Linked DNA regions of Mus musculus: region 2 is linked to region 1. The links are chromatin loops, found by intact Hi-C in ENCODE. Cell type or tissue: gastrocnemius. All regions are shown on one strand. Links, peaks and the distances in the headings refer to the core of each region. The heading gives the core; the rest is flanking DNA. Region 1 holds the start of Blcap (bladder cancer associated protein). Region 2 holds the start of Mroh8 (maestro heat-like repeat family member 8).

What was found. A loop is a pair of places that touch in the nucleus more often than their neighbours do. Peaks named below come from ENCODE experiments on the same cell type or tissue, not always from the same donor. Only the 100,000 strongest peaks of a DNase experiment are listed, where the experiment ranks them.
Region 2: it touches region 1 in a loop (4-fold over the local background); 15 of 42 quality-filtered maps call a loop at or near these places.

What each region holds. Positions count from the first base shown.
Region 1 is chr2:157,563,456-157,568,827 of GRCm38, reverse strand. Blcap (bladder cancer associated protein) reads left to right here and starts at 2,467. Exons shown (of 2, transcript NM_016916.3): 1 at 2,467-2,580. In gastrocnemius, for the core only: no CTCF peak of the experiment used is centred there; DNase peaks (open chromatin) are centred at 1,994, 2,242 and 2,503; H3K4me3 peaks cover 3,664 bases; H3K27ac peaks cover 3,979 bases.
Region 2 is chr2:157,276,093-157,281,464 of GRCm38, reverse strand. Mroh8 (maestro heat-like repeat family member 8) reads left to right here and starts at 1,916. Exons shown (of 25, transcript NM_001039557.4): 1 at 1,916-2,273. The coding sequence starts at 1,990. Rpn2 (ribophorin II) reads right to left here and starts at 2,367. Exons shown (of 17, transcript NM_019642.4): 1 at 2,130-2,367. The coding sequence starts at 2,142. In gastrocnemius, for the core only: a CTCF peak has its summit at 2,288; DNase peaks (open chromatin) are centred at 1,936 and 2,453; H3K4me3 peaks cover 2,427 bases; H3K27ac peaks cover 1,416 bases.

The DNA.
Region 1 (5,372 bases), core at 145-5,144:
ACCTGCCTTCAAAATATTCTAATCTGGCTTGAATTGGCTCATTTCACTGGCGGCAGAGAAATAACCTATCAAAATCCTGTAAGTGCGATAACAGCTCTTCTGTTTTCAGGCAGTAATTTGAGTTGCCCCCATTCAGTGCTCAGACCGCTATTCATTTAACAAGAGCTCCCTGGCCCTCTGTTTTCTTCTGTTGTTAGATGACAGAAAACCAGGTACAGGTAAAGGACTCATAAGCAATTAAACATGAGGGTCACAGCCCAACCCGCTGTGGTCTCAACCCATCCCCGCTCAGGTGTGACACCTGGAACTGGGATCATCTTGTGCCCATGAACTGAAGGATAACAGAGTGTTGGAAGAAACCCAGGTCCTCTGAGACACCAAGCCATTCCATGTATCCGCCACTCATTTCCTTTTTTTTTTTTTTTTTGTTTTTGTTTTTTGTTGTTGTTTGTTGTTGTTTTTTGAGACAGGGTTTCTCTGTGTAGCTCTGGCTGTTCTGGAACACACTTTGTAGACTAGGCTGGCCTCAAACTCAGAAATCTGCCTGCCTCTGCCTCCTGAGTGCTGAGATTAAAGGTGTGCACCACCACGCCCGGCCACTCATTTCCTTTTTTTTTTTTTTTTTAAGATTTATTTTTTATTATTATATCTAAGTACACTGTAGCTGTCTTCAGATGCACCAGAAGAGGGCATCAGATCTCATTACAGATGGTTGTGAGCCACCATGTGGTTGCTGGGATTTGAACTCAGAACCTTCGGAAGAGCAGTCGGTGCTTTTAACCACTGAGCCATCTCGCCAGCCCCTCCTTTTTAAGGCAGTAATTTACTGTTAAGAAAGAAAGAAAGAAAGAAAGAAAGAAAGAAAGAAAGAAAGAAAGAAAGAAAGAGAGAGAGAGGCAACATGAAGAACAGGCTACAGAGCCATCTCATTCCCGAATCCAAGGTGTCCAAAGTCTCCCACGTGAGTCAGCACCAGCCAGCTCCACTCCACGGAACCCCTGCTTCATGGACCAGCCTGTGGCAGTAGGGACAAGAGAGTCTGCTGCACCCCGCTTCTGCAGTTCCTTTCCCAGCTCCTCCCTAGATCACCATTGGCCTCCTTCCTTCCTGCCTTGGATCCCCTTGGCTTCTAGACACTACCAAGACCCGTGTGCTGAGGGAGGCCCACCAGCCCTTATACAGGTCCACTCTCTCCATCCACGGTGTGCCCAGGCATTTCCGCTACTGAGTTCTCTGTCCCACTTCTGATTGTCCCCTAGCAGCCTGTCTTCGGGCCTTTCCACCCTGGCCAAGGGCTCTTCACCTCTTCTTCATCCCTACAGCCACAGCTTAGGAGTCAATGCCTGTGCCTCAGTATGTGCTTCCCGCACCCAGTTTGATATGATCTCTTCTAGCTCCCTTAGTCACTACCTGTCTGAGTCACCATGACTTTGTGTCTGGAAAGATGTTCTGGTTGCTTAACTGGCTTCCTGTCCCAAACCTCACTTTCATGTTTTCTAACCCTGAAAGTCAATGGCCTCGGAGAGACCCAGATTTCTTTTCATTGCCTCGAAGAACATAGCTTCCCATGTCTCTCAAGACAAAAATTCAAATTCATGACCAAGGTACCTGTCATATTCCTTGTTCACCTTCCACCCTTAGGGTTGTCACCTCCATGTCTGGAACAAGACCCCTCACTCACACAATGCACAAACTCAATATGCCTAAGACGGCCCCAACCCTCGCCCACTCCAGACACCAGGATTCCACTCATTTCTCCTCTCTTTACTTTGCCTCCTAGTGCCTTCCACGATGCCTAATTACAAATCATGTACTGGTGCGACTACAAGTGGTTACTGGGTGGTAGTCTCTCCACTATCCCCCGACACTCACTCTCACCCTGGTGACTGAGAAAATTGGGGTCAGGAGTAGAATTGTACCTCCTTAGCCTCTAGCACTGCGCTTGCGCACAGTATGAGGTCAGGAACGTGGCTAATAAGCTAGTAAGTGACCACACTGACTCATCTAGACATTAACAAGCCTGGGGCAAGCCATTTCCTCACCAAGGAGGAAGCACGTCCTCAGCCCGTGGTTGAAGGGCCAGATCTGAGCCACGAGAAGTTTTCCCAAAGTACACAAATCACAAGGTGCTAAGGATTCTGCGGAGTTACGCTCATCAGCGTAACTACACCTCGCTCGCCCGCGGAGCTCTCAAAGAGTAAGAATCACAATCTGCTGCATATGCATGAAGGGGACCATGGGCCGGAGGTTCGGGGCTGCCTAAGATACGCCTGACCAAATATTCCACGGGTTTGAAGACCTTAGCGCCCCATAATTTTATTCAAGTCTACTAAAAACTCAGAAAGGACATTTCGTGGCGGATACTGAGGGGAGAGTGTCTGAGAGTAGCCTCGCTTTGAGCCAGTTTGTCAGGCGTTCTCAGAAGACAGCTCGGTTCTGGACCGGGGGTCCTTGGACCGCTCCACTAGAAGACGAAGGGGGCGTCTCCCCAGCTCCTGCGGCGTTGGTGGCGAGCTAAGGTGGAGGCAAGCAGCGGCGGCGACGGCGACAGTGGCGGCAGTGCCATGGTGGGGCTCGCAGGTATCGTGGCGTCGCCCGCCTGGGCAGGGTGAGAGCGCTCGGTGCGGCCGCGCCGCCATGTTAGCCCTCCGGGGTCACCTTAGGCGTCGCTTGGCCTCTCGCCGGGGCTTTCCGCGCGGCCGGGGTCGGGCGCACCCTTGTCTGGCGTCAGATGACCTCCCCTTTTCGTCCCAACCTGGGCCTTGGGGGTGGTCCCTTCCCGTCCCTTGGGTGGGTTCCGGGGTTCCTTAGCTGTCACTCTGGCCTCCAAGGTCAGCGCGCTCCCGGGACGGGGCTGGGAGGGGCGGGCGCGACCACCACCTCCTCTGTTCCGGACCTTGGCGAGGGGCTCAGCTTCTGGGAGGCTGGACACTCTTTCCTCGCCACTTCAGTTTCTCTCCCCCCCCCCTTTTTTTTTCTTTTTCTTCCCCCACCCTTATCCGAAGGAGTGTGGGGAGAAAGTAGAAGTGGGCCCCGAACGCTCTCTTTTGTGTCCGGAGTGATAGGGTGACCATCTGCTACGGGTCCCGTGTGCTTCTCACTTCCACCAACTTTTCGTCGAGTCTGGACACCGGTTCCCTCTCCAGTTTGTGGGGAGTGGCACTCAAGGGCAGCAGAAGGAACGGAGTGCCTGGCTGGAAAGGAAGAATGGGGGATGGGGACAGTCGATTTTTTTTTTTTTTTCCTTTCTCTGCCAAACCACCTTTAGGTTTCTTCTAAGTCTCTTGTCTCTTTTTACTTGGGAAACTGGGGCCCGTTCTAGTTTATAGGTTATTTCTGTTTATAGGTTCGGATCTTCTTTGTCCCTTTCAGGGAACTGATATATTGGGGACAGCTCTGCCCTGTCTGACATGGTCCAGCCATCCTGTCAGCCATCTGAACTGCAACACCAAAGCCAGGACCCAAAAAAAGTTCCATTTTATGTGCCCCTGGCAAGCATTAGATTGAGCTGGCTTGTTTCTTTTAAGTCAAGATTCATTAATGGCCAGAGTTCCTGTTTAAAGATTGGATTTCTGGAACCTTGGTCAGTTTCCAGGAACCAGATCAATTCTCGATCTGAAAATGGTCATCTTAAAGTTGTTGACAGAACACTTTAACTTCTTACCTGTTATTTCTAGGGGGATGAGAGTTAGGCTGCCCTTTTTACTTGTTCTCTTTGAAATACACGCATTCCATTCAAGCTTGTGACTGTGTGATTTACCAAGAGCCCTGTATTGCCTTCCTCTCTGTCTTCTGGCTCTGCCCTGGGAATGTTCAGGAATCTGTATCCTGGTGTGGTATGAGCCCTGTGGAGGGAGGGGGACAGGATTATTTCCAGAGAAGATTGTGGCAAACATTGTCTCTCAGGCATATGGAAGAAGTCAGTGGTCACCTGAAAAAAGAGACTTTGGTAAATTAGTCTTATGTTTGTGTATACACATTTAAATCTCCTGGGGAAGATTAGCTGCCAGCTCAGAGGCTCGCCCTTTGGGATGTTGGCTCCTGAAGCGATCCAAGTTTGAAAGTAGATATCTAGTAAGGAGTCAGCAGCGAGCCTGCTTCCTTCAAAACCTCTGTGTAATTAAGCTGTCTTTGGCCAGCCCCAGAGTCAAAGCCAAAAATCTTAATTCCTGTCCTGTCCCTCAGATACATTTCAGTCACAATTCAGTTACTTTACAGATAGACTTAAAAGTCTCCTAGAACCCACATCTCTAAAAGTTTTGGTACTTAGTAACCTCCACCCTACTGAGCTTGAGCTGGTCAGGCCTTCTCTGGCATTAGTGCCTGGAATCTCGTGTGTTGCTAGATTCCCATAAAGCTGTTCCACTTCACCTTCTCCACCTTTGCTCCTCTTTGGAGGTAGCAACCTCTTTAAGAAAAAGGGATATTTAGTTCTGTGTACTAAGGACTTTGCAATAAAGACACATCCCATTGCTTTATGTGAGAATAAAATGTTTTAATGCATAGCTTGTGGAAGCATTGTATAAACAAGGTGGTTTTGTATCAGGCTTGCAGGTTTGACACAAAGAAAGGGCACGAACACATTCCTGCCTCCTCTGGAGGGTTTAGTTTGCTGTCAGGACAAAAGGGTGTGGAGTGGGAGAAGAAAGTGGGTAGTAGACATTCACATTCTCAGGGTCACCAGGGCGCCTTGAAGACTCCACCTACACTCATCACTGCTGGATAATAGATGGAAGAAAAAGGTTTTACCAAGATCATCTGGAAAGCCCTGGAGTTACCAGTAGTAGCCTCCTGGCTTAGGGATGGGCACAGGATATGCTATGACCAGAGTAGCCAGACTCCTTTCTCCCTGGTTTGGCTTTTGTGTACTCAGCTGGCATCTAATTTGGGCTGACGTTAGAACATGGAACAATAGAGTGACATCAGGCCCCCCACTCCAGATCTCCAAGGGGAGAGTCAACCTTCCTTTGGAACCTGTGTTGTATATGTACTCAAGGTTCAATGAGTTTAGTATGGCAAACCACAGAAGTTTCTAACCATAAAGGAGGTAGCCACTGACTGCAGATGAGTAACTACGGGGCAGGCACAGGACCTGACCTGACTTCAGGCCTTAGCAGCAGCTGTATCTACCCTGCTAAGGAAGACCGCGCCTTGGAATGGGTTTCACATCCAAGTCCTGTGGAATCCCGCCTCTCTGATGTGTATGGGGCTCATCTGGACCTTAGTAGGGAACTAAAAGCAACCTGGCTGGGTGGAAAAGCCAAGGCCACACCAAAATCTGTGCTACTTTCCCCCGTAATTCCCTAGTGCTGAATGAGACTATAAAGTCCCTGCAGAAGAGGGAGGTGCCAGTGATTGATTTGAAAATCAGG
Region 2 (5,372 bases), core at 1-5,000, 290 kb after region 1:
AACCCCAAGCACTAGTTTAGTGTTAAAAATAAACATACAGCTCGGAACCGCCATTCTCAAACAGATTACATTCTAGTGGGAAAAAAAAGTTAAGAACCATGATTTATCCCATTGGAAAGCAGAGAGGCACTGGAGAGAAAATAAAGCACAGAACAGGTGTCTTGGTATCTTGGGAGGAATGTGTTCTGTATGCAGTGATCTCTCAAGGCCCAAATGAGAAACTGTAACAAGAAAACTAGATACAAAGACAGGATTGGAGCTCATATGTTAACAGGTAGCAGAAGCCAATCCAAAGGACCTGTAGGCAACTGAAAGAAGGCAACTGAAAGAAGGGACCACAGCACAGCTCTGAGTAGGGAAGCGATCTGACAAGCAATTTAACAGGATTGCTTTGCTGAAGACAATACTGGGTTATACCCGTTACACCCGCCTAAGCAGGGGTGAAGACAGGAGGAGGGGGAGGAGCTATGTAGGAGGATACTGCCATGCTCCAAATACAGAAAGAATGAGAGCCAATAAGGGAACAGAGGTGGAGGTGCTAAGGAAATAGTCAGTCTTGCCACAATTTGAAGTTAAAACCTATCAGAATTGCCAATGGCTAAGAAGATGTAGAGAAAGAGACATCGAGGCATTTGGCAAAATTCCCAATGACCAATGGGCAATCAGGGATTTGATGTAGTGAAGGACTATGATCACCGCTCCTCCAGCTAAACTGTGAATCCCCTTATAGCCTCTGTGCCAGAAGCTGAATCTTTCTACACTTAAGCACAGTAGCAACTTTTCTGGCTCGTACTTGAACACTCAATTGAATGGGTAGGCCCAAATTATACTGAGTTCTTTGTATGCACTGCACCAGTCTTTAAGCCTTCTAATATCCAAGTGAGGTGGGTATTTTCTGCATTTTACAAACCAAGAAATGGTTTGTAAACTATTTCATACCTGTCACTCCAGGACTAGGGAAACAGAGGCAAGATGGTGAGTCTGAGCTGGAGCCCCAGCTTCATAGTAAGACCCTACCTATTCTGTGTGTATTGTGGTACATGCACATAAGTGTATGCCAGTGCACAGGCATGCAGAGGCCAGAGTAAACACAGGATGACTTCCTCTGATGTTCTATGCCTTCTTGCCTTGAGGCAGGGCCTTTTCACTGATCTAGAACCATTTTTGCTAGACTAGATGGTTACCTCTTGGGATCTGCTGGTCTCTGCCCTCCAATGCTGGGGTTACGTGCACAATGCAGCCAGCCATACCCAGTGCTAAGATTTGAACTCAGATCCACAAGTTGCACTGAACCAACTCCCAGCTCCCTAGACCCTATCTAAGTAAAGAAAAGAAAAAAGGTTCTTAAGTAGGTGCCCACTCCCTTGCCCTGAGACAAATAACTGAAACTCAAACTTAAGTTTCAATGCAAGTTCTGACTTTAGCCACTTTACCAACAAATAAAATAGTGACTTGAATACACTAAGATTCCCACCTATCCACTCAGAATCTACCAAGCATTGAGTTTTGCCCGGCACTGTTAAAAGCAAGCACAGAAATATCATTTAACACAACTCTTGCGAAGCAGATACCAGATGAGAAACTAAGCTGTTGAGTCCCTGGCTTCTGTTCTCACAATCAATACGTGGCCGGTTACAAGTCTGCACCCGTAATATCACTTCATACCCTAGGCTTTCAGCTCCCAGACAGACCTGTGAGTCTCCTGTCCCTGTCAGGGAAAAGGAACCTAGAAGTCGAAGAAAGTCTAGTGACATGCTCAAAAGCTTTCATGATGCCAGGGGTGGCTCTCTGTGACAGGCGTAGGCCGCTGGTACTACTCGAATGAATGGAGGAGGCCAGGCTCGGGCTCCGCGCTGCCCGGGCTCGCGCTCGGCCTTGCGGGGACCCGTAGTCCCACGTCGCACGCCCCGCCACCAACCCTTCGGGTCCCCAGCACTTCACCAGCTCGCAGCCTCCGCCACACGCTCGACCCCGAAAGCGCCCGTGCCCATGCCCCTGCCCCGTAGGGGAGGGGAACCGCGCCTAGCCGGCGCCCGTGTGGTCCGCACTAGCCTCCCGCGGGCGACGCCCCGCTCCCCAAAGCGTGTCGGCCGCGGGGCCCCACTATTGAGCCATGCGCAACGCCTCACCCGGCGGCGCCATTCCTCCGAGCAGGTCCCACCGGAGCCCGAGCAGGCAGACTTCCGCTCCGGGAAGTGGCTCCAAGAGCGCGCCGGAGGGGACGCCAGGGACCCGCGGCACACGCCACTTGCCAGAATGGGCTCCCGGCAAAGGTCAGTCGCGGCGGTCCCGCTTGGCAGGGCCGTGCCCGGCAGCCGCAGTGTGGGGCAGTTGAGTCGCGGCGTGCGAACCTCACTCACGGGTCCTGCTTGCCAAGCCGTCCTCTCCCCCGCGCCGGGACCCACTTGGAACCGACCGCCTCTCAACCGCCCTGCTCACGCCGCCACCGGGACCCGATTGGGCCGGGCCTTGGGGCGGGCCTAAGACGGGGCCACCTCTGATTGGCCAGTGACAGTGACTGGCCGGACGCGCTGTCACTCACGGTTCTCTCCCGCAGCCCGGCCAATTTTAAAAGGGTCCGGTTGGGAGGGGAGCGTTATCGTAACATTTGATTTTATCCACTTTGGGAAATTATGGTTAATGCATTACTTAGATTATTAATAATTGGCTGGTGAGTGAGGGTTTATCCAGTTTTCAAACCTGTGAGCTATACAGGTAACGGAGAGGAGCGTTTTAAAATGTTTGATTTTTTTTTTTTGAAAATTTCATACAATATATTTTGATCATATTCATTTCCTTCCCCCAACACCTTCCATATCCTCCCCCAACTCCCTACACACCCAACTCATGCTCTATTTTTCCTCTTTCTAAAGTAAAAAACAAACTAAGCATGGAGTCCTGCCCTGGAGAGTGGTTGATATACCCAGTCACTCCACTGAAGAAAACTGATTTTCCCTCTCCCAGCAGCTATCAGTTATGAATAGTTTTGGCTACAGTTGGGTCTTTTGTGCCCACTCCCCCTTCTCTGTGTTTTGTATGGCTTGAGCTTTTGTGGGTCTTGTGCATACTGACACAATCCCTGAAAAACTGCTTATTGGAAGCCGTTTATCACCCCTGGCTCTTAAACAATCCTTCTCCTCTTCCACATAGACCCACGCCCATGAGCCCTGAGGTAAAGGGGATGCTGTAGACATCCCATTTAGGGCTGAGTGTCCCAAGATCTCTTATTCTCTGTGTGTTGACCAGTTTTGGGTCTCCGTGTTAATTGCTGTCTACTCCAGGAAGGGTTGAGGGATGCGCTGGTCTGCAAATTTAACAGACTCAAAAATGGAAGCCAGAACTAATGTGTAGCTCTGATTACCGAGCTCACAATATAGGCAGAAAGAGTACTGAGCACCCTACATATGTTATCTTATTTACTCTTTATTATTATTCTGTGAAATGTTACTTTTAATACTTTAAAAGGAAGGAAATATTTCAGCCCTTGCGTTCTGATGACAGCCTAGATGTGTGCTAATTAACTATTGTGAACATGTAGAATTTTGCAATACAGCAATGCTGCTTCTCTTCAGTATCACTCCAGATATGTAGCGGGGAGTCGGACCACTCCTCCATACAGCAGTCACTAGCTCTCTGCAGTAATTTCTCTTTGAACTTAGTCCAATTAAGTAAAATTTAAGCTTCAGCTCCTCAGCTATACTATGCTTCTGATCAGCCAATGCTGTGCTCAGGGTAGCTGGTGGATCTTGCACTGAGTAATTTGAAATTACAGGACAGATATTTTCATTATCCCAGAAAGTTATATTGGGTAGTGCTGAACTAGGATATATTTAAAGAACTCTACCAGTTCAGTAATAAGACAAGCCAGTGGTGTGCTAGAGAGGGAGCCAGCTGTTAAGTTTTTTGGAATTTTTGCAAATAGCTATTTAGGACATTAAATTATATAGTCATAAAGTGAAAGAAAATGTGCTGGAAATTAAAGTCTTCATTTCCTGATCTCACGACATGTTAGCATTGTCGCAGCATTTGTCTTGTCATTGCCTATATGTATGTAATACCTCATTGTTGGAGATTGGTTCTAATGCTTTGATTCAGTCTGCCTGTCCAAACGCTAAAGGTCCTTGTCCACAGTTGGTTTTTGATCCATCAATAAAGATGCCAGCAGCCAATGGCTGGGGAACAGGAGTCGGGTGGGACCCTTAGAGTTGCTATGGCTAGGACACAGGGGCACAGAAGATTGCCAGGATGTGGTGGGAGACGGAAGAGGAGAGCTTCAGAAGAGAGGGCCGACTGGCCATGTGAGAATTTGGGTGGGTAGCCGCTGGCCAGTTTCCCGATTGGGCCTTGGGTAGCAGAGGAAGGTTTAGGAGTGCCCAACCTTTGAGGTAGCCAAGGCATTTTAAAAAGAAGCTAATGTGTGTGTGTGTGTGTGTGTGTGTGTGTGTGTGTGTGTGTGTGTCTCATTTGTGAATCCAAAGATAGCAAAGATAGCAGGTGCACTGGTGTAATCTGCAGGGAGCCAAAGCCACATAGCCAAAATCCACCGCTATACCTCACTGCTGGAAAGTGATATGTAACCACAGTCTTTTCTCCCCTTGCCCTTGTTGCCAGATAATAACTCCGAGACTTAATTATTTATGAATATGTCTAGGCCATAAGCGTGGGCTTGTTTCCTGACTAGCTCATAACTTATATAACCCATTTATTCTATTCTATTCTACCTCTCCTCACTTTCATAGTCTGTCTCCTTAGAGTCTGGATGTCTAACTTCCTATGTCTGACTAACTCCCAGAGAACCTAGCTCTCAACCAGAACTCCCACTTCTGATTTCCTGTCTTTTTTGAATAGGCCATCAGCTTTTTATTGATGCTTCCACACAGTACACAAGATTCCCTCTACCGCGATAAAATAGAATATCTACCACTACACAGTTTGTTTCCAAAGGTAACATTTGTAGCTTGATTTCTGGCCATGATTTTGGAATATTTACACTATAAAATTGGCATATATGGCAAAGCAAGCTTGGTTTATTGTTTCATTATTATCGAAACCTAATGAAGGAAAAAAGGTGAATAGAAGTTAACTTTTACAATGTGTCCCAGCTGGTTTGATGGTTCAGCCTGTGATACCCAGCACTTAGGAAACCTGGCAGGCGGACATGATATTCAGAGTTACCCTCAGCCATAGCATGGATTTGCTACCAACCATGGCTGCCATAAACAAAGTGCTACGTCTGCAGGGTTTGCACTGTGAGTAGTTTGACCATGGCTTCATTGTTGCAGTTGTGTCTTTCCTACTGGTGTAAATGAAAAGAGCCATCAGCTTTCACTTAAGAATTACACGTGAGCTGGGCTCAGTGGTAGAGCACTTGC